Regions from separate parts of the Homo sapiens genome. Here region 2 is linked to region 1. A link is a loop called in an ENCODE intact Hi-C map of the cell type or tissue named here. Cell type or tissue: Calu3. All regions are shown on one strand. Each heading gives the region's core, and the rest is flanking DNA. Links, peaks and the distances in the headings are about the cores only. Region 1 has its middle 90 kb from the start of LINC02214. Region 2 overlaps SEMA6A-AS2 (SEMA6A antisense RNA 2).

Region 1 (11,277 bases), core at 4,347-8,346:
AACGATCACTAGTAGCAGTGAAGAGCTCATAACAACAGTCTTTTTGATTGATTGCAATTTTTGAAGAACTAAAAGTAAGCATATTCACAAGTATGCAGATAAGGTTACTTGTAACACAGGATGAATATCCCTTATCTGAAATGTTTGGGACCAGAAGTATTTCAGATTTCTGATTTTTTTAGATGTTGGAATATTTGCATATACATAATGAGATATCTTGTGGAGGGGAACCAAGTCTAAAGATGATATTTATGTTTCATATACACCCTATACACACAACCTGAGGGTAATTTTATAAAATATTTAAAATAATTTTGTGCATGAGACAAAATTTGTGTTAAGCACTTGTGTGTGGAATTTTCCAATTGTGGTGTCATGTCATCCCTCAAAAAGTTTTGGATGCTCAACCTGTATGAGGTTAAGTGTAGCATAAGCATCAAATATAGTTATATGGACCTCAAGTTACAATAAATGGAGGAATAGCCAAGTCTCAGTCAAGAACCGTATGCTTTAAGGATCATCTACTGAGAACTTCTCACTTTTAAAATGAGGTCTAAAGGAAAGAGGTGACTTGTCCAAGATCCCATTTCTGGTGGAAGAGCCTGAAATAAAACTGAGAAAAGGCTATTTCTAAGTCTGCCCTCAGACTACTGCCTCTGGAGACTTATCCTTCAGGGACCCCTCCAGGAGATCCGTGGGTGCTGCCAGAGCTCTCCATGCCAAAACCTCTTGCTCCAAACTCTTTTGGCCAACAACTCTTCCAAAGTCTTGCCAGTTGATGAGTCAGAGAAAAAGAAGTGGCAGCAACAGAAGAAGAACTAAGAACGGAGGAAGGAGCTGGCCAGCAAATGTGGGACAAGGGCTGTGGGGAGACACTGGTGACAGTGGTGAGATGGGTCTGAGACTCAGGGCAGTGGAGACTCAGGCATCTGCTCTCAGAGTTTGGAGAGCTCCTTTCTGCTGCAGGAGCAGAAAAGAGATGCAAGTTTCCAGTGAACCAGATATTTCCAAAGAATATCTGCAAACCTACTCTGAGATTTTCGTTTAAAATACATTTGAACTGAGACATGATATAAACAGGGCATTTTGTGCCCTGAGTGTGGAGAGTCAGAGAAAATTATCCTCAGAGAAAGAAGAAAGAAGCAACCTCACAGAGCAGAGTAAAGGTGAGAAATGAATCATCTGAGCCGGGGCATAAAATATTAGCTCCTGACAGCTTTTCTGTCCCAGGCCTCAGTCCCCGTGTTCCTCCTTTTTTTATTTAAACAAATTTAAATGAGTTTTTGTTCCTTGCAATCAAATAGTTCCTGACTAATATCTGGAGTCATAAATTGCAATTCTTCACCTTCTGTCTCCTACCAACTTGAACACCTAATCCAAGAAAATAAAGACAAACAGAATAGCCAACAATTATGCAATAGTAATTAAACACTTTCATGCAATCCTAGTTTTGTTACTCATTTGTAAACTAGTCTGTGAGTCTAATCACCATTTGCAATATTATTTCTACATCAAAATGCATTTTGAGCTCCCAACATCCAAGTTAGTAATTTTAAAAACTAGCTTAAAGGTTAATTTCTGCGCACGCATGCATGCATGTGTGTGTGTGTGTGTTTGAAGTAACTTTGTCCATTTATAGATTAATGTTACAGTGCAAAAAACAAAATGGATTTTGGACTCTGTTGGCTGAATCACTAGTGACTGTAGGACTCTGGACAAGTCAATTCAATTTTTTGAACATCAGTTTGTTTCATTATTCCTAAAATGGGTTGGGGGCCATAATACTCTCACCTTTGGATTGTTTTGATGATTAATTGACTTAGTTCCCATTAATTGCTGGTGTTTGACACATAGCAGGCCTTCCATAGATGGTAATTCTTTCCTTTTTCTTTTTTGTCTTCTTTTTTTTTTTTCACCATGGTCAGATGAGTCCTATCCACTGATATAGTCCCTCAAACACACTAATTATTTGGTTTATTTTTGCTAAGCTGGAAGCAGATGAAAGTTGACTTTTGCATTACTGACAAGCCTCTTTCAAACTATGTTGTCTCCTATTATTTCACCAAACCCCTGGATTATTTCCTGATCTTGGGAAAAGAAGAGAGGGTTTTTTTTGTTTTGTTTTGTTTTGTTTAAGGCTATTGACTAAATGCAAATCCGAATTCAAAGAGTTACCAGTATAATTTATTTATTTTATTGAATGATAACTCTAGCATGTAGAACTAAGATCTTCAGGAAAGCAGCAGTGATGGCATCCTCTTAGATTCTCTTTATAGTCAGCTAGAGGGATCCTGATGCGATTTAGGTGTGATTTAGTTTGTCAGTGGATTAAACTTTGAACTCCATTGTAAACAAATCAGCTGACTCTCCCTGCAGGAATTTTGCTTTTATGAGCAAGACTTCATTTCAGAGCCCACTTTTTTTTCTTTTTTTTTTGAAAGAGTTACATAGCCTACAGCTTTCCTGGGTCACACTTATTGGTGTCTTCATATTTTAATTTTAATAAGGACATGAGTAAATTATAGAATCCCAGTTGACTATGTTTTGTTCTTTGGAGTGGAGATGAATTTCTCAAAGTTCTTCTCATCACTTATGCTGTGAATTATATCACTGAAGAAGTTGAGAATTACTATGCAGAGTGTAAGAGTATGAATTTAAGAAGAGATTGGAATATGTTTTAAGAGCTGATGCAAAATAATCAGTATGTAGAATATACAGGGAGAAACTTGGTGACTCAATGGGACAAGGGAGTCCACATGACTGATTCTTCAAGTCTAAAGCTCATAACCCTCTCTCTTCTGTATACATCATACCCAAATGTACATACTGTACATGTGTATTGGTTTGATAAATGTGCTTTTTAATAATGTTGCCTTTTAATTCACTGACAATAGATTTTTTCATGTGACAGTGCCACTAGGTGTTCATTTTAGGAAATCAGACCTCATCGTTTTACAAAAGAAATAATATTATCAACAGAAATAAGACTGAAAAACAATGACTAGACTAAGGAGAACTAAAACTTACTAAGCGCTCACTTTATGCTGGGTACTGTGCCAAGTGTGTTAAATACTCATTACCTCTTTTAATTCTTGGAGCCACCTTATAAGTTCTATTGTTATTTCCTTTATACCATTGCTGAAATTAGATTAAGTTACTCGCCCAGGGATATACACAGTGCAGTGAGATTCAAACAGAAGCCATTTGTTCTGCTGGGCAATATGTACTTTGTGTCCGATCCCATAGAAGAGTATTATTTTAACAAAGTCAGATTGAACTTATTAGTGATGTGGGAACTATTTAACAGATAGGAACTTCAGAGCAATTGGAAATATCTCAGTTAGTGACAGATGTTGTTGATCACAAAAGTTCTTCCAGATCGCTTGCTTCATTGGTCAAACTCAATTTTAGAAAGGTGCCGATTCACCAACACAGTAGTTTTGTATTATGGCCAGATGCTTATTCAATACTTGAGAATGTTTTCTCTCAATTCAGTCTAATGGGAAATTAACCAATGGCTTTTGGGGAAAGCAAAAAAATGAAAGGGCTGGGATAGGATACAGATAATAATCTTGTTCATAAAGGAGCTGCCAATCCCCCACCCTCTGCTGAGGGCATCCCAGGGATTGCCAGTTGCTTTGTCTTGCTTGACACAAAACTCTGTTGTTTGTCCAACTGTTGCCAAGTGATACTTTGACATTTGCATAGCCAGGAAGTACTAGAAAATAGAGCTCCAACATTTCCCTGTATTATTTTTATAGTAATTAGGAGTAAAAATTATTTTTAGATTTCTGGCAGTAACTATTTTTTGCAGTTCCTTTTTTAACTTTGTAAATAAAATTCTATTTCCTGGTTGCCTGGAATGAGAGATTTATGACAAATACTAGCTCCTGGAAGACTGAGTGACATTCTGTATATTTTTGTGAGACAAATTCCAGGATTCTTGGGTAGGAATTAATTCTTCATGGAAGAACGTTTTCAGTGGGAACATAATATGGGAAGAATTACTCATACTCACTATTGCCCATCATTACATATAAAAGTACAGTTCTTTTCTCGTTTTAATTGTTTAAAATGTGCAAAGATTGGTAATTTATATGGAATCAGAAAAACCCCTATGTTGTTCCTACAGGTGCGTAGAGTGAAAGAATCTATATGTTGTTTGGATCTAAATGTTGCTGGGCTACACGATAGCACTTGTTCTACTTTAGCATACTGAGTATACTTCATCTTTAAATCAAGCAATATTTCATCAGGAGCATATTACAATGTGCCTATGTATGTATTACTTATCTTGCATTCTTAAACATTAGGCACATTTTATTTCACTGTCTATTGGTCTCTTTTATAAAATTGCATTAGATTTTTTTGTCTGGGAAAAAGGGATTGCTTAAAATTCAACCATCTTGTGTGCCTGGTATACACTTACATTCTAATAAGCACTGTGAGGGGGATCCAGAAATGAAATAGACATAGTCCCTTCTCTTCCAAAAAATGGTAGTAGAAAAGTTACAAATGAGTGTCCTGCATGGAAAAATAAAGGGGGAAAAAAGAACACCCTAAAATATGCATAGTCACTTGGAAATCTACTCTGCTTGTCTCCAAAGTTGTGGGTTTGAAAGATTGACTTCTTGTCTGTAGAATCAGCACCCCAAAATATCAGTGAATTAGCAGCTATTGACCTCCATCTTGGGAACTTTCAGAATTGAATGTTTCATATTCTATTCCCTTGGCAGGTTAAAAAATGCTTTTCTTACTTGATATATTGCATAAGTTAACAGTTTCTGAAAAACGCATGAATCAGCTTATCAGAAATACTCTAAATGCACAGCAAATGCAAAGTCATATTCAAAGAATTCTACTGCAAGAAATTTAGTGCGATGTGATTTAAACATGCCCCTAAAATGTGAGGCTTGAGCTTGGACTTTTCTCTGGGATTAGGAAGACATGATGAGCTTGAAACTGAAAAAGAAAAAAACCATTGATAGTTCTGTTTGCACTCTACCCCATTCTCATGGCCTCTAAGTGCACTTGTTTGTGTTTTGGTTGAACAAGGGAGGTGATTATTTCTTCAGCATGTGACTCTTTCAGTTTCAAGCATACACACAGGCTTTTCTCATCTCTGTGAGGTCACAGAGATATGCCTTTTACATGATAGGTTACTGAGGTTGGGGCTTGGTGCTGTGGGGGTGTACCAGTCAAACCTCCTTTGTCTGCTATGTTGGTTTCAGTTCCTTGCTGGCTGTTGGCTGGAGGCTTCAGTTTCCCTACCACATAGACCTCTCCATAGGGTAGCTCACAACATGGCGGCTGGCTTCCCCCCAGGGAGAGCAATGAGGGATGGGGAAAGAGAGAGAGAGATAGTTTGTGCAAGCAAGCAAGAGAGAGCAAAGGCCAGTGGCAGTCTTTTGTAACCTAATCTCAAAAGTGACATATCACTTCTGCCACATTCTTTTGTCACATAGACCAAACCTACTGTGATGTGGGAGGATACTATCCAGAGGTGTGGATGCCAGGAAGGATCAGTGGTAACCATCAAGACTGGCTACCATAAAATGCTTTTGTTGGTTTGGGAAACTTTCTGGGAAAGCTTTCCTGTTTACGTTGTGTTGGTAAAGTCTTGTTAAGCTTTCAGTCTGATGGTTTTGAATACAGGATTAAATTTGACGAAACTAATAGTTGACAAAGCATCTCAGAGAATGTGAGTTTATAACTGGTTGCTGACACATACATAACATCAATGGTGTGAAGTATGGATATAATGCATGTACACTTAAAAATAACTTTGTATAGTGAGCCAAGATCGTGCCACTGCCCTCCAGCCTGGACAACAGCGAGACTCTGTCTCAAAAAACAAACAAACAAACAAACAAACAAAAAAAATGCTTTGTATACCCAGATACTTTCTGTAAGTTTTAGTATATGAGATTTAGACTTACCTAGTCTTTACTCTTTCAAAGTTGTTAGATTTTTTTTTCTCTTGAATTGTCTTCAGTTGGCTGTAATTTTATGCAAGTATAAATATGCAAACAGCCTACCTATACTGAAAGTACCTTAGTTTAACTCATTTGATGGACTTTAACTGTTTGGGACTCCAGTGTTCAATAGTGCTTTGTACAGCAGAAGGAAGTATGTGTGGTAATAGGTCCTGACATCATACCACATTCCATTAGCTACTTATTCTTTTATTAATTAACATCCTTTGGCATATGGTATATTGATGGGCTGTGAAAGAAGCAGAGAGGTTGAGAAATAATATTTAACTAACTTGGACACTAAGCAAAACCTTGTTTTTGTGCAAAAGAATGCTCCATGCCTTAAGGGAAGAAGATGGAATGTGTTCCAGTGATTAAATAAATCATGTTGAGCTTGATTTTTGTTTCCTTGTTTTATCCTTCAAGGTACTAGGAGATTGGCATCTTGGAGGAACACAAATAGAGATTTCAGGTGACAGGGAGGGGCTTCTGGATTTGATACCTCATATATAAGGTGAAGTGATAATATGAGTGGTTTTTTTTTGTTTGTTTGTTTGTTTTTTGAGACAAGGTCTCACTATATCACCCAGTGATATAATGGAGTGTAGTGGCGTGATCTCAGCTCACTGCAGCCTCGACTTCTGGGCTCAGGCAATTCTCCCACCTCAACATCCTGAGTAGCTGGGACCACAGGCACATGCCACTATGCCCAGCTAATTTTTTCTGTACTTTTTAGTAGACATAGGGTTTCACCATGTTGCCCAAGCTGGTCTTGAACTCCTGAGCTCAAGCAGTCTGCCAGGCTTGGCCTCCCAAAGTGCTGGAACTACAGGTATGAGCCACTGTGCGTGGCCTGATAATATGAATTTAACCAAGTGTGTATGATAGATTATCACAGTTTCTTTAAGGAGGTACTCTGTCCAGCCCTTGGAGTCATTGGCAAGGATGACTCCAGGTTTTTGGAACTCTTTAGGAAAAATAATACACAATTACATATATAAATAAGGTATGAAAATAAATATTTATTTCGAATGAGAAAAGAAGCAACAAATAATTTATTTAAAATCTATTAATTACCACACACATCATGAATCCAGAAAAAAAGTCACGATAGCTTTTACCTCCACACATTTAAGAAAGCTTTTCTCTTTTACCACCCACAAACTTTTGGTACTGGGCACTGTGGGACAACTTTCTATCACAACATGACTTCAGGCCTTGTATCTTCACATCTCAACACTGGGTGAATTGGCACTGTGGGTGCTAGGACTATTCCTGAAGTTATTAATTGGGGATGACTAGTGATAACTGCACACAGAAGTCACTGCAAACCCCATAAACATATCACACTCAAACCCAGCCAGGGGATCCCCAACTCAACATCCCCTATCAGATACTGAAAATGCACATGGCCACTCTGGCTCCTTCCAACATGAGGGGAAGTGTGTTGGAGGCCAAGTCAGAGTGAAAGGGGACAATAGTCTCTGTCCATGCTAATAGAAAGATCTTGCTTTTAGAAGTTTTACAATAACGTGACAACAAGAACACATAGGTAGGGCCCTTTTCAGGGTCTGTGTAAAGTGAAGAGCCATGAAATTTAAATGCCATTAGCTTTACTGGAAATCCATTTCTGATCCTTGGACTCAAAATCGCTATTCTGAGACATGCTGACTGGCCCAGACAAGCTGATCACATTTTGCCTTTAACTTAAGTGTTAACCCTTATGACCAGAATCGGTGACCCTAGAGCTGTGAAAAGTTCAGCTGTCTTTGTATCCCTGCTCAGCTGACCTGGATTCAGTATACTTTTCTTTGTTAAATTCATCATTTAGGTTCTGTGTTTTGGAAAATGAAATTTTGGTATTGATAGAATATGGCCAGGGTTGGCTATGATATCACTTTCTTTCTGCCTCTTCCCCAATGGGCAGTGAACCTTGAAAGGCAGTGAGGAATGCTAATTCAGGCCTTGTTTATTGTCATTGTACACCCATGGAGTGCTAAATTGCAGATCTAAATGTATGGCTAATCTTCTATGCTATGTGTTAGATTAGTGAGGATGATAATTAGTTGAAATTAGGAAAATAGAACCTAAGACAGGAAAGTGATACCCTGGAAAATCAGAGTCCTCAGAGTTCTACTTGTCCTGTTGTTACTGGCCAATTCTTGCACAGTTCTACCCAGGGTGGGTGCAATACAAAAGTCGTTATGCTTAAGAGTACTTTTGTTTTTCCTCTGGAGGCAGAATTGAAACAACTGACTTCTTCTCAATGTAGACAAGAACTACGCATGGGCAGAAAGTGAAATCATTAGCTTTCTATAGATCTTGGGTAATATAAGCTTTAAGCTTATGAATTTTAAAAAGCAGGCTTGACTCATCTCTGCCTCCCATGATAAACATTTTCTACTAAGTCCACGTGTGTTAAACATGCTTCTTGCAATGTAATGGGTATCCAAGGTTAGATTTTAGTTTAATCCATCAAACACGTCCATAAGCATAAGGAATTCTGTGTTGCACTCACCCTAGGAAAAACTGTGCAAGAATCAGCCAGTCCCAACAGGACAAGTAGAACTGTGAGAAATCTAGTTTTTCAGGCTATCACATTCCTGTCTTACTTTCCATTTTTCTAATTTTAACTAATTTCATCCTCTAACACATAGCATGAAAGCTTAGCCATTCGTTTAGATCTGCAGTTCAGATTCCCGCCTGGTTTTTTTTTCAGTCTCCTCCTCCTCCTTCCTTTTATTAATCAATTCCTTGGTGAACAAAAATCTAGTCTTTCTAGTCCAAATTTGAATTTTCACTCTATGTTGGCAAGATTTTCTTATCTATCCTGGTGAGAGATTTCGGCAAAAGTCAGACCGCCTGCTGCCTGAAACACCTGACTGAACTTGGAAGGTAAAATAGGTAACATGTGACCAATTTAATCAGTAGGCAGGATGATGTTTTTGTTTTCCTTTCCTCTTCTCTTCTTTCAAGCCCTTATGTGCTATATAACCCCAAATAAAATCATGCACAACTTATGTATATGTTTAATTCAAAAGCATTCTGTGTAAAGATAAAACTGAAATTTCATCTTAAATAGATCTATTCATTCAGTGCTTTGGAGGCCAGCCAGGAATGAACTCCAAATGTGAGACTCTGCAACAGCAACCAAAAGCACATGCTCCATGTGACTTAAACCTATATTTTCAAATGGCCGATAGAACAAGTTTCAAATGCTTTCAAGCTGCGACTAGGCTCATGTGGAGAGATAAACAGAGGCCCCAAACTGTGGGCTGAATATATAAGTCATCAAAGCAATTTTAAAATCAATTCAGCGTTTGACAAGGAGCCAATATGGTTCCCTTGTGATTAGAATGACATGCTCAGGCTACTACTGTGGGTAAAATTCTGACAGCAGTGTTTTGTACATGTTGGAACCTATGAAAGATCCCCCTCCTGCCTCCCCGCTCCAAGGAAAACGATAATGAAGCATTACAATGGTGTATCTGTGAGATCACTAACACATGGGCGCCATTTGACTATGAGGGCATTGATGAAATTCTAGTGACTGGGCAAAAGAGCCCAAGACCCGAGTTTATGGTATGGCCTCAACCACATTTATAAAAACAAACAAAACAATCATCTCTGAATCTAGAGATAATTGAAAACATGCTTCTTCTAAGGATAAGGAGTGTTTTTTTGTGTTTGTGGAGAATCAGGACAGAGGGAGAATGGCAGTGACTGAAACACTATAATGGGCCCTCACGTTTGTTCATTTTCACAAGGGAAAATAAAAAAGAACTTGCTAATCAGAGGCCCATTTGCCACTGATAGTTTTCTTCTTTATATAAGTTCCAGTTTTAAGTCCCTTTTTCTTATCCTAAGAAGTTCTCTTGGCTCCTCAATGTGTAGAGAAGACCTGGTGGAAAGTGGGGTTCACTGTACTTTCATTTTATAGCCTAACTTCAATCATTGTTTATTTTATTTTTTTCTTCACTTTGGAAGTGATTACCTTGATTTCTTTTTTTTTTTTTTTTTTTTTCTTTTTGAGATGGAGTTTTGCTCTTGTTGCCCAGGCTGGAGTGAAATGGAGCAATCCCAGCTCACTACAACTTCCACCTCCTAGGTTCAAGCAATTCTCCTGCCTCAGCCTCCTGAGTAGCTGGGATTACAGACATGCACCACCTCGCCTGGCTAATTTTGTATTTTTAGTAGAGATGGGGTTTCTCCATGTTGGTCAGGCTGGTCTTGAACTACCAGCCTCAGGTGATCCACCCACCTCGGCCTCCCAAAGTGCTGGGATTACAGGCGTGAGCCACTGTGCCTGGCCTACCTCGATTTCTTGTTGGTAAATCAGAAGAGATAAATGTCCCACAGCTGCGATTTTGATGGTAAGCTCCTATCTCATTGTAACAGGCTCAAGGCCAAATTTTCTCCTTGGCCTTCATGTCCCCATTCTTTCAACCTCAGACTCATCACCTGCTTGTGCACTTTTGCCACCATCTGGCACTGCCAGTGTGCCAGCCTCCTTCTCTTTTTCTCCGTAAAGTACTCCAGTCACAGAAGGCTTAGTTGCTTCTGTCCTGCCCTGGCCCACGTCTCTGGTCCTCATGCTCCAAGGAGAGCAGGTAACAGGGGTAAGGGATCCGTACATATCAGGCACACAATAGGAACATTGTTCATTGTTCAGCTCAGCTTCTCCTGTTGATTCAGTGCACTGAACAATCCTGTACCTGGATCAATAATAAATAATATTGCTAAAGATGCTGGAGCAAAGCCCAGGCGAAACTGTACTGAATGAAGCTCACAAACATGGTTTAGCTGGTTCCCTGGGAAACATTCTTGGGAGAGGCAAAGTTATGGAAAACTACTCTTGTTTTTCCAAGAATATGTGGTACAGGCTTGTGACAACCTTTAAGGGGGAAAAAATATCTCCACAGTCACATCAGGTCAATCTCCTGTTAAACATCCAAACTCGTTTTCATGACCCTGAATGAGCTGCCCAGCTTTCTGAGCTCATCTGCAGGTACTTTCTTTACCTTCTCTTTAAGTTCTAGACATACAAATATCCACACTTTACTGTTCCCTCTGCCTAGAACACTCTTCCCATGTATTTCATCTTCTTCTTATCACCCAGTTTTTAGATTAATTATTACCTCCTTGGTTGTTTCACTTCTTACTCCATTTTTGCTCCTTAGCAATTACACCTATGTGAATTCATGTGTTATTTTAGTCATTTATTTATGTTTGTCTTCCCAGTAGAATAAGCTCTGGTGAGGCAGGAAGCTTATTTACAACTGTATCCTCAACATCTAAAACA
Region 2 (11,277 bases), core at 4,258-8,257, 59 kb before region 1:
GAAAGGATACTTCTCAGAGGTTACAGAAAATTTCTTCTCCAGTCTTATTGGCCCACATATTGTGTCATCCACGCTTGAAGCAATCACTGTAGCCAGGGGAGGGGAGCACACTGAGTAGGTTATGCCTGAACTACATACCCCACCCTCAGTGGGAACAGGGGACAATCAGTCTCCTTCAATGGGCAAGGACTCATGGGAGGTGTGGCTACCCAAAAAAAAAACCAGGACAAGTATCCAAAGAAGGGGGAGTGGACCCTATGGTGGTGTATTAGTTCATTCTTGCATTACTATAAAAAAAAAACTTGAAACTGGGTAATTTATACAGAAAAGAGGTTTAACTGGCTCATGGTTCTACAGGCTGTACAAGAAGCATGATGCTGGCATCTGCTCAGCTTCTGGGGAAGCCTCAGGAAGCTTACAATCATGGGGAAAGCAAAGCGGGAGCATGCACATCACATGACCAGAGTAGGAGCAAGAGAGCAAGGAGGAAAGTGCTACACGCTAAATAGCCAGATCTCATGAGAACTCATTCACTATGATGAGAACAGCACCAAGAGGATGGTGCTAAACCATTCATAAGAAAACCATCCCTTGGCTGGGTGCAGTGGCTCATGCCTGTAATTCCAGCACTTTGGCTGAGGTAGACGGATCACTTGAGGTCAGGAGGTTGAGACCAACCAGGCCAACATGATGAAACCCTGTCTCTACTTAAAAAATACAGAAATTACCTGGGCATGGTGGAAGGCACCTGTAATCCCAGCTACTTGGGAGGATGAGGCAGGAGAATTGTTTGAACCCAGGAGGTGGAGGTTGCTGTGAGCCAAGATCGCGCCACTGCACTCCAGTCTGGGTGACAGAGTGAGACTCCATTTCAAAAAAAGAAAGAAAGAAAGAAAGAAAATCACCCCCATGATACAATCACTTCCAACCAGGCCCCACTTCCAACACTAGAGACTACAATTCCACATGAGATTTGGGTGGGGACACAGATCCAAACCATATCAGGAGGCCATTTCAATATCAATTCTAATAACCATGCCACCTGACTAAAATCATTCTTCTGCTCTCTGCTAAAAATCTGATTTCACCTCTGCTAAAAATCTGATTTCACCTCATCATACTCAACACAGGACTGTTTCTATTTTTGTTTGCTTATTTGTTTTGTTTTGTATTAACAGCAAATATCATGACCCATACATGTCTTGAACACACGGAATTGTAACTGGCCACAGCATTGAGTCAAAAGACTCACTTGGCAAATTCATAGTGGAAATGACTATAAAGAGTAAAGTGCACACAAAGGCCTATTCATATATTTTAAAAGTAATTCTATATGGTGCCCTGCTTTTAAAAGTGGATTTTAGTGGAATTAGATTTGAACAGCTTGAACATATGTTTAGATACATTCAATTTTAGTTTCTAGCTAATTTGATGAACTAGCAGTGAATAGTATATGTCAAGGTGAACAGGTGCTTCGGCCTCTGGCCTACCAGCCCCAGTATGATAATCTGCTGTTCTGCTGTTGTCGATCTGTTCCCACCAGGTCTCACATGAAGGAAGATGTTCACCCTGAGGACAAGGCCCCTGCATGCATTCTCAGGACGTTCATGTTTTCTTTACCCATTCCCTTCCATTCAAATGTAAGTAAATAAGAGACAAATTTTTTTATAGGTATGAATTTGAATCAGCTCTAATTTATAAAAAGAGAAAGGTTGTTTTCAAACTTTAGTTTTTGCATTAGATAGGTTTGGCTAGTTATGCTGCAACAAGAAACAACTCTTCGGGGCTTGCCACAGCAACATTTTGTTTTTCACTCAATGTGAACTTATAGCGGAGGGGATGCTCTGCTAATCAAGACCACCCAGGCACCCAGCTGGCGGAAACACCATCTCAAAGCAGCTCACAGGGTCACAGAGCTGAGCGAAGGTGACATCACCAATCACAAACTCATTCTTTATGTTTTTGCCCTGGAATGACATATCATTTTTGTTCTCATTTCATGACCAAGATAAGTCACATAGGCCATGCCATGTGGGGACAAGGAAAAGCAATCTTAACATATGCTTTGAGAAGGAAAAATGGAGTATTTGTGAGTGTTCTAATTACCACTACAGATTTAAAAAGAGAAAAATCATTAGTAACAATGAGTTAGGATATACATCACTGTTCTACTTGTTAATTGCACCTCCTGCTAGCCAATAAAAGCTTAGTTGTGCCATCTCTTAAGCTGAGGAGGTTCTTCCTGGACCATATATTCTCCATGTTTACTACACGGAAAGGGGGCTTTTTGGATATTTTGCTGATGTTTACATATTGTTAAATTCTAGTTTAGCAAAATTTAACATTGTACATATATACCTATATATTGTAGCATATTGTATAGATAAGCACAGGGCCACTCTATAATAGGTTCAAAACCAAAAGATAAAAATAGTTCTCCCATAACACAATGAATAACCAGACTGAAAATTCCACTTAAATGGTTACCTAATATTAGTCTGTATAGCATCGTCTTCTTTCTAGAAATACCTACATATGTATATTTATAATGCTTAGGAAAAACCTGGAAGTAAATTCATTAAAATGCTAATTATATCTGGTTATAATAGTAAATAGTATATTAATTTTTATTTTACTTTTCTTTTATCCGCATTTTCTAAATTTTCAATGATGAATGTCCTAAATAATAAAATTATTATCTCATTGCATTTGTGGTCAGGTGAAATAACTGAAAGCAACTGTGATAGGCAGGATTCTGAGATAGCCCCAAGATCCCAAGATTCCTCCCCACAGTGTACCTTGTATATAAGGAACACACCTTGTATAATCCTCTCCTATTGAGTGTGGGCGGCACTGTGAATACCGTGGGATATTGCTCCTGTCACTATGTTATGTTATATGACAAAAGGGATTTTGTGGATGTAATTCAGGTCCAAAATAAGTTGAGTTTGAGTTAATCAAAAGAGATATTGCCTTGGGTGGGCCTGAGCTAATACAGAGACAAGCAGCAGCAGAGGCCATCCTCTACTGACCGTGAGGAAGTAAGCTGCCCAGTTGGTAGAGGAGGGGACCATGGTTCAGCATGAGAAGGTGGCATCTGGGAGGCCTGACTGACAGCCAGCAAGAAAACTGGAACCTCAGGAATATAGCTGCAAGGAAATGAATTCTACCAACAACTGGCGAGCTTGGAAGAGGGCTCTTCCTCTCAGGTGAGCTAGCAGCCCTAACCTGCTACTTGATTTTAGCCTGGCAAAGTCTTGAGCAGAGACCCCAGCTAACCCATGCCTGGACTGCTAACCCGACAGGATCAATAGATAATGAATTTGTGTTGTGTTAAGTCACTAAGTTTGTGGCCAGTTTGTTACACAGTAAAAACAAAACAAAACAAAACAAAATACACAGCAATGTCAACAACTGTCAGAAGATTGTTCTGCATAAAGTCAAGAAAAAGTGAGGATAAACACATATTTAAAAAAAATTTTTTTTCAAATGGAAATCAAAATTGCAGTTACCTTTGTGGGAAGTTTGTTATTGGGAAGGGGCAGGCGGGAGCCTGCTGGAAATGTTCTACATCTTGATCCAGGTAGTGATTGGTGCAGATATTAAAATTCATCGAGATGTATACTTAATGACCTGTGTGCCTGTACTTACATCCCAATAAAAAATAACGAACTAAAGCCAGTGAGCTTGACATCAATCATTACGAACATTCTCTTAGGTAAGTCTATGTGTCTTGAGCATGATAGGCACTCAAGAAATACTTTTCTTTATTATAGTAAAATACACATAACATACACTTTGCTATTTTAATCATTTTAAGTGTACAATTCAGTGACATTAAGTACACTGGCATTGTTGTGCAACCAGCACCACTATTTATCTCCAGAGCTTTTTCGCCATTCCAAACTGAAAGAAATATACTTTATTGTTGAGACACCTGGCTCTGTTATTTTTTTTTTTCTATGCAAACAAGTCAAGGAACAATACCAGATGATTATCCAGGCACTTCTCATATTATGCTTGTTTTTGTGTGAAGTTAACATGAGCACTGCTATGCTTCTAGGTTTTTGTTAAGTAAAAATTCTTGGAAGATGGCCATTTATTTTACCCAATTTTATCAGCTTAGTTTTTTATAATCCCTTGCCAGCCCCCTCATCCATCACTTCCTCGCTCAAACCATATTCTCCATTATAACAAATTACTTGTGATTCTCAGAACACACTAAGACCATTTGGCCCTTGCCCGTGTACTGCACCCACCCCACCCCCCGAAATGCTGTCACACCCTTCCATGCTTGGCAAACTCAATTCAGGAAATTGCATTGAGCACTTGCTCTGCGCTGGGTGCTGGGTACCCACTGATGAACCTGCCTCAGTCTTGTAGGGAGGTGGGCACTTGTCCTTTAAGTCGTTGTGCAGATACCAGCTCCCTGTGACACCTTCTCTGACTGCCTTCCTTCTATGCCCCACTCTCCCATTGCCATCTCTTGAGGCTGTCTTAGAAATGTGCGCATACAGCCCCCTACTTCAGAAATCTCCCTATTTCTTGACTTTTTAAAATATCCTGTCTCCTCTACTTAACTGAAATTTACTTGAAAATCAGGTTGTACCTAGTTCACTTTTGTGTCCTCTGCATCTACCATACTGCCGGGCCAATGGTTGACCCTCTTTTGATATTCATTGAATGACCGACTTGAGTGTTGGGTAAGAACATTAAGGTCATAATTACATTGGAGGTGCTAGCTAAAGATCAGGGCACCTTAACATCTGAAGGTCACTGAAAGGTTTAGTTAATAGTTGTGACAGGTAGAGAAAATGAGGAGGGCACTGTTAAAGTCTTTTCTGTATGACGGGCTTGTTAATTAAACAGCAGAATGTAGGAACCTGTGAACATTGACTCCCTCCCCTAGAAATGGGCTCCCTTTCTTATTAATTAAGTTGAATGCAGTACACTGTAAATCTCCCAATGCTTATTCCACTCAGTTCATACATACTAATGAGGACACACGTATGAGTGTGGTGGTGGAGGAGGAAATCATTTATTCAGCAGTAGGAAAAAACATAACATCAGGACGTGGACCCCCTGCTGACTTTACACACAGTTTTCTTAAAGATTTATATTGGCAGACTAGTTAAGTAACTGAGTGCATTAGATAAAGAGCATGTCATTGCAAAGGTTACAAGAGACTCTTCGTGTTTCTCCACTTAACATCCTATAGATGAGGGTGGAAAGTGTGGACACAATCTCTCCGGCTCTTTCCTCCACACGTAGCTACCATGTTTAAGTTTTCTACTTCTATCAAAAATTTACAACAGAATGTTCAGAGAACTTTCACCATTCCCTGTAACTATAGAAGACAAATTTTGGTACGAGATGACACAATTACGTTTGTCTCCTTTACACTGAGTGTATTTAACATTTTAAAATGTAGGCGATAGTCTCATTAGCTAAGAGAGAAAGTATTCTGAAAACATAATCTCAGATTTTATGACTGGGCTTATGTTATTTACTAACTTCCAGAAAGAGGAAAAAGGGTAAGAAAAGTCCTCAAGTTATTGTTTCATCTGCAGGAAACGACTTGAGCTCCTCCTGGAAGTGAAATATGCATTATTTTCTACAAGCCCACATGCTTGGTCAGCTCTGTTTGTATCCTGCCTGATGACAGTTTAATGATGGCAAAACTGAAACAGTGCATGTGAATTTCATAGTATATCCACCTACTCTATTGTGTTTTGAACATCAGTCCAAACAAAATTTTTAAAAACCTACAGAGAAAGCATTTGTATGTGTATATGTGTGTGTATGTATGTGTGTGTGAATATATAAATATGGCTTTTAAAGTATTTCATAAAGATATTGAAATGAAACAATCTTCTCATAAGAAATCGGGTGAGTTGGTATTACAGTTTTCTTCCTACCCTTTTTCTTTTGTGTATATTATGGGCATAAAGGTGTAGGAACAATTTACAATAGGCGAGTGCCACTGGGTTGATTAATTGGTTGAATGGGTTTCTTTTGATTGTGGCCAGAACAAAACCTGGAACTGAGGGCCAGAAATGGGCAGTGTCTTGGCCAGTGTCACATAGCCTGTTAGAAGCACAGCAGAGGCCAGCCCCTCAGCTCTCCTGATACCCAGTGGGTTGTCATTTCACTAGAGAAAGAGATGTAGTTGCTAAAATTTTCCCTCTTTCTTTGCTTTTCTTATTTATTTTTTTCCCATATGGTGTCTTCCATCTGTATCTTGATACTGTTTCTATTAGCAACAACAAAAGAACTCACTTTTGTTTTGATTTTTAATTTCTCTTGATGCATCCAAATCTTTTTCCCACTGGGTTCCCAGCTAACTCTGTCCACTCTTCTCGTCAATACTCTGTTCCTGGGAGGTCTGGGTCTGTTTACTATGCTTTCCTGGCTGAATCAAGATAGCAGGAAGAGTTGGAGTGCTGACTTTGTTCCGTTCTCTATTTTACCACAAAAGTAGAGGGAGGTGGGGTGGTGGGAAGAGAAATTTTAACTACGGGTGAGAAATTCTTTGCTTCCTTTTATAAGAGAGGGGGTTTTCCCATCACACCAGCTGCTGTGTAGTACTAACTCATGAATCAGATCACATTCTTTCACCACCTCGCCCAGTGACACCTTCCTCAAGGCTGGACCTCTGCTGAAGAGAAGCAGGAGGAAGCTCTGCAAGGTGTGCAGAAAATACTCAGCAAGTCTTGGAAGAAATACAATATACGGCCAGGCGCGGTGGCTCACCCCTGTAATCCCAGCACTTTGGGAGGCCGAGGCAGGCAGATCACCTGAGGTCAGGAGTTCAAGATCAGCCTGGCAACATGGCGCAACCCTGTCTCTACTAAAAATAGAAAAATTAGCCGGGCGTGGTGGAGCATGCCTGTAATCCCAGCTACTTGGGAGGCTGAGGCAGGAGAATTGCTTGAACCTGGGAGGCAGAGGTTGCAGTGAGCCTAGGTTTGTGCCATTGCACTCCAGCCTGGGCAACAGAGGGAGACTCAGTCTCAAAAAAAGAAAAAAGAAAAAGAAATACAATATACAACATGCGAGCAAACTGTCAAGCTTTGATTGTTGGCTCTTCCCCTCTTCCCATTGTAGGCCCTTGGGTAAGTCGTGACTACTTTGGACCTCATTTCCTCGTCTACAAAAATTACCTCCCTCACAGGCAGGATGTGAGGATTAGCTAAAGCATTTGGCATAAAGCCTGGTCTGGAGTTAATTATTCATTTTATCAGTAGCACCAACAGGTGGGACATAATTTCTTGGGAACATTCGCAGATTTTCTCTGAATCAAGAAGTCAAGAAACAGAGCTCTGGCACCCAACATCCTTCCCTCTCTATCCCCGCCACCATATACAAGTTTTCTTTCTTGGGAATAATGGTAGGAGAAAGAGTTTAGGCTCCTGGGAGGATGTCCAGATAAGACATCAGGGCCTCAGCCAAGAGGTCTGAGTCCTAGGTGTATTCAGGTCCTCAAAGAGAGCTTCAGTGCCAGGCTGGGCACTGAGGCAAAGCCCAGAGAGCCACCGCAGCACGGGTCCTTCCACCAACTCCATGGTTTACTGGCAAAGGACTCCTGCTGAGTTGAGGAGAGCAGAGCTAAGCCTGTGGAGCAATGGCATCACCTAATCCTTCCTGGTTGGCTGTGGCTCCCAGGTTCCCTCACCACCTGCTTGGGGGTAGGTTGTGCCTTCCTGCCATCTCCATGTACCTTGTGATATAGGCCCACTCCCTTCACACGCGAATATTGCCCTCTTGGGTGCTTCATGCTGCTGGTGCTCTGCTCCATCACCTGTATCCCCATATGCCCCAGGCTCCTGCCTCCAAGCACGCAGATGGCTTCCCTGCGGCATGAAACAGTGTCTTCCTTCATCCTTAGACTGAAACACTGGCATTTCTAAAGTCACTTCCGTATGTGCAATTTGAAAGTGTCAACGCTGGCTTTGTAGACAAAAACCCCACGTGGAGGTGGAGATGGACAACTCAGACAGCAAAAAGTAGCTGCAGGCTTTCACGTGCGTCTGTGTGAAGAGACCACCAAACAAGCTTTGTGTGAACAACAAGGCTGTTTATTTCACCTGGGTGCAGGCGGGCTGAGTCCGAAAAGAGAGTCAGCGAAGGGAGATAGAGGTGAGGCTGTTTTATAAGATTTGAGTAGGTAAAGGAAAATTACAGTCAAACGGGGGTGTTCTCTGGCGGGCAGCAGTGGGGTGGCGGGGGGGCGGTCACAAGGTGCTCAGTGGGGGAGCTTTTTGAGCCAGGATGAGCCAGGAGAAGGAATTTCACAAGGTAATGTCATCAGTTAAGGCAAGGACCGGCCATTTTCACTTCTTCTGTGGCGGCATGTCATCAGTTAAGGCAGGAACAGGCCACTTAAATATCACTTCTTTCGTGATTCTTCAGTTATGTCAGGCCATCCGGAGGTCACAGGGGATATGATGGCTTAGCTTGGGCTCAGAGGCCTGACACAGGCCTCCATGGATTCCCAGCTGCCCTGGAATCTCCTGTTTCAGGGGGAGTTCACAGGAAGCCATGTTAGGGCATTTCCATGTCGTCCTGGGCCCAGACTTCCAGCCCCGAGCAAGGACTTCAAGTCTTGGTCAACTGCCATGACAGGGCCTCAGCATGGCAGCTCTCACTGCAAAAGCTGGCAGGCCTTCAGAAGAAGCTGAAGGTTCCTCTGCCATTTCCAGTGTAATTCTCTGAAGCCCGGGCCCATCCAGTTTAACTGAGTAGCTCCCCTTCTCATACTCCTCCCACTGTGATGAGAGGCAGAATGAGGCTCGCTATAACACATTGTGAAACAGGTAAGAGGAGGCAGAACCGAGGGTACAAATTCATTTTTCTTGTTGCCATATTTCCTTGCTCGTTATAGTTTCTTTGCACCCTAGAGCTCTTGTCAGCGACCCATTTTGTGAATGGAGACATTTCTGCTTTGAAGTCATAATTTATCCTGCAAGAGCTGCTAAAAGAAGCACTTTTAAACTCAGATCTGAGCGAAGGCTGGGAATTGTAAGTCACCTACAAGCACTTGGGTAAATTGCAAAGAGTAGAGTCTTTACCTCAGGGAGTTAATTTTAACTTATTGCTTTTTCGTCTGAAGATGGTTTTCTCAAACATTTTCTCCCTCTTGCTTTCATTGCAAATTCTGGCTTAGGTTGTACAAATTAGTGGTCTGTGATTTATTTATGACATTTAGTTTGCTGTAAGTTAACTTGGACTATTGCATCATTAACTATCTAGCTAAACAACAGTTTTAAAAATTAGCCCATGGAAAGCCTAGGGAAACATTATGTATTTTTTGACCTACTCAAAGTCAATTACAATTACTACCAGCCATCCCTCTTCATAAGTCTTAGAGAGGGAATATGGAAGAGAAGTCAAGAGGCTTCACGCACTTGCATAAGCCTGGATTCAAATCATGTCTTTCCCTGTGATCATTTCTGTGACCTTGGGCAAGTTACTTAACCTCTCTGGGCTTCAGTTTCCTCAACTGTGAATGGAAGTAAAGCTTCTGCCTTCCTCCTAGGGTTGTTGCAAGTAGAAAATGAGTCACAGATGTACAAAGACATTAGAAGGCTGCCTGCAACATAGAAGCAAAATGTAAGTACATTTTATTATCAAACTGTCTTCTAAATGTGTTCAGAATATGTAAATACATGGAGATGAGAGACATACAGAAAGTATTTATTTGTAAAAACAGGTATCTTTTGCTTTTATGGTTTGATTAATAATTAAATGGCTATTCAAAGCAGATCAGATTTAATGCAAAGGCATTCATAGTTTTACCCACTGAAGGTGTTTTGTTTTTTGTTAAATACAATCAGGTGCATTATCTATTTAAATCTTCTGGGTCTTGTGACAATGCTGTTTTGAATCCCATGTTTTAAAGGTTGACAGAAAATGTCTTCAATGTGTGAGTTTGCATAATAGAAGCTATCTGACTGAATAGGGCTATATTAAGTGGCCAGCGTCTCTGGAATCTCCTCACCACTCTTCCATACCTTCCCACACACTCTCAACAGACACATGTGGCACACTTACTGTAAGCGACAGAAAAGAAAAGTAATAAAAACACATCTCTGTCTCCATATGTTATTGCATTTTCTACACACTGCGTTTTCAGAGTAACTATCTTGTTGTTAAATTTGCTTGTAGCTGACAAAGCTATTCAGGAATAAACAATACCCTCTGTCAGTTGATAGGTGGCCAATTTTCCAAAGAGGATTCTTTTGGAACCCCTTAAAGTATTCCTTTGTTGCCCGGGCGCGGTGGCTCACGCCTGTAATCCCAGTACTTTGGGAGGCCGAGGTGGACGGATCACGAGATCAGGAGATCGAGACCATCCTGGCTAACACGGTGAAACCTCGTCTCTACTAAAAATACAAAAAAAAAAAAATTAGCCGGGCGTGGTGGCGGGCGCCTGTAGTCCCAGCTACTGGGGTGGCTGAGGCAGGAGAATGGCGTGAACCCAGGAGGCGGAGCTTGCAGAGAGCCGAGATCGCGCCACTGCACTCCAGCCTGGGCCACAGAGCGAGACTCCATCTCAATATATATATATATATATTCTTTTCTTGTAACCCACAGAAAGTCACAAGAGAGCAATTGAAATGTGTAATTGAGTTTTATTAAGAACCCACTGGAACAGGGATAACTGCTTTCTTGCTTACACACACACACTCCTTTCCCTTCATTCCTTTATTTTTTTGGGGGGTGGCGGGGCTTTCTTAACAAAGAAATAATTTGGGCCGGGCGCGGTGGCTCACGCCTGTAATCCCAGCACTTTGGGAGGCCGAGGCGGGTGGATCGTGAGGTCAGGAGATCGAGACCATCCTGGCTAACAAGGTGAAACCCCGTCTCTACTAAAAATACAAAAAATTAGCCGGGCGCGGTGGCGGGCGCCTGTAGTCTCAGCTACTCGGGAGGCTGAGGCAGGAGAATGGCGTGAACCCGGGAAGCGGAGCTTGCAGTGAGCCGAGATTGCGCCACTGCAGTCCGCAGTCCGGCCTGGGCGACAGAGCGAGACTCCTTCTCAAAAAAAAAAAAAAAAAAAAAAAAAAGAAATAATTTGGAGCTAAATCTCTACTGATTGGGGGCCACTTCGTCTTCACAGTGTGGATTTAGCAAGGCTCTATTATCATATCCATTTTATTGCCAGAAAGTCCAAGGGATTTGGCCAATTTTGGTATAAATTAGATTGATCACCTGGCAGTCACAATTCAGCCACATGGATTTAAGCAGCTCTTTAATAGTTTGGGGACCCCTAAA

What was found. A loop is a pair of places that touch in the nucleus more often than their neighbours do. Peaks named below come from ENCODE experiments on the same cell type or tissue, not always from the same donor. Only the 100,000 strongest peaks of a DNase experiment are listed, where the experiment ranks them.
Region 2: it touches region 1 in a loop (4-fold over the local background); 1 of 110 quality-filtered maps calls a loop at or near these places.

Annotation. Positions count from the first base shown.
Region 1 is chr5:116,666,223-116,677,499 of GRCh38, forward strand. No RefSeq gene overlaps it. Among named protein-coding and RNA genes, the nearest start is that of LINC02214, 90 kb to the right of the region's middle. In Calu3, for the core only: no CTCF peak of the experiment used is centred there; a DNase peak (open chromatin) is centred at 6,150.
Region 2 is chr5:116,607,557-116,618,833 of GRCh38, forward strand. SEMA6A-AS2 (SEMA6A antisense RNA 2) reads left to right here. Exons shown (of 3, transcript NR_147170.1): 3 at 1,544-3,644. Among named protein-coding and RNA genes, the nearest start is that of SEMA6A, 38 kb to the left of the region's middle. In Calu3, for the core only: no CTCF peak of the experiment used is centred there; DNase peaks (open chromatin) are centred at 6,625 and 7,145.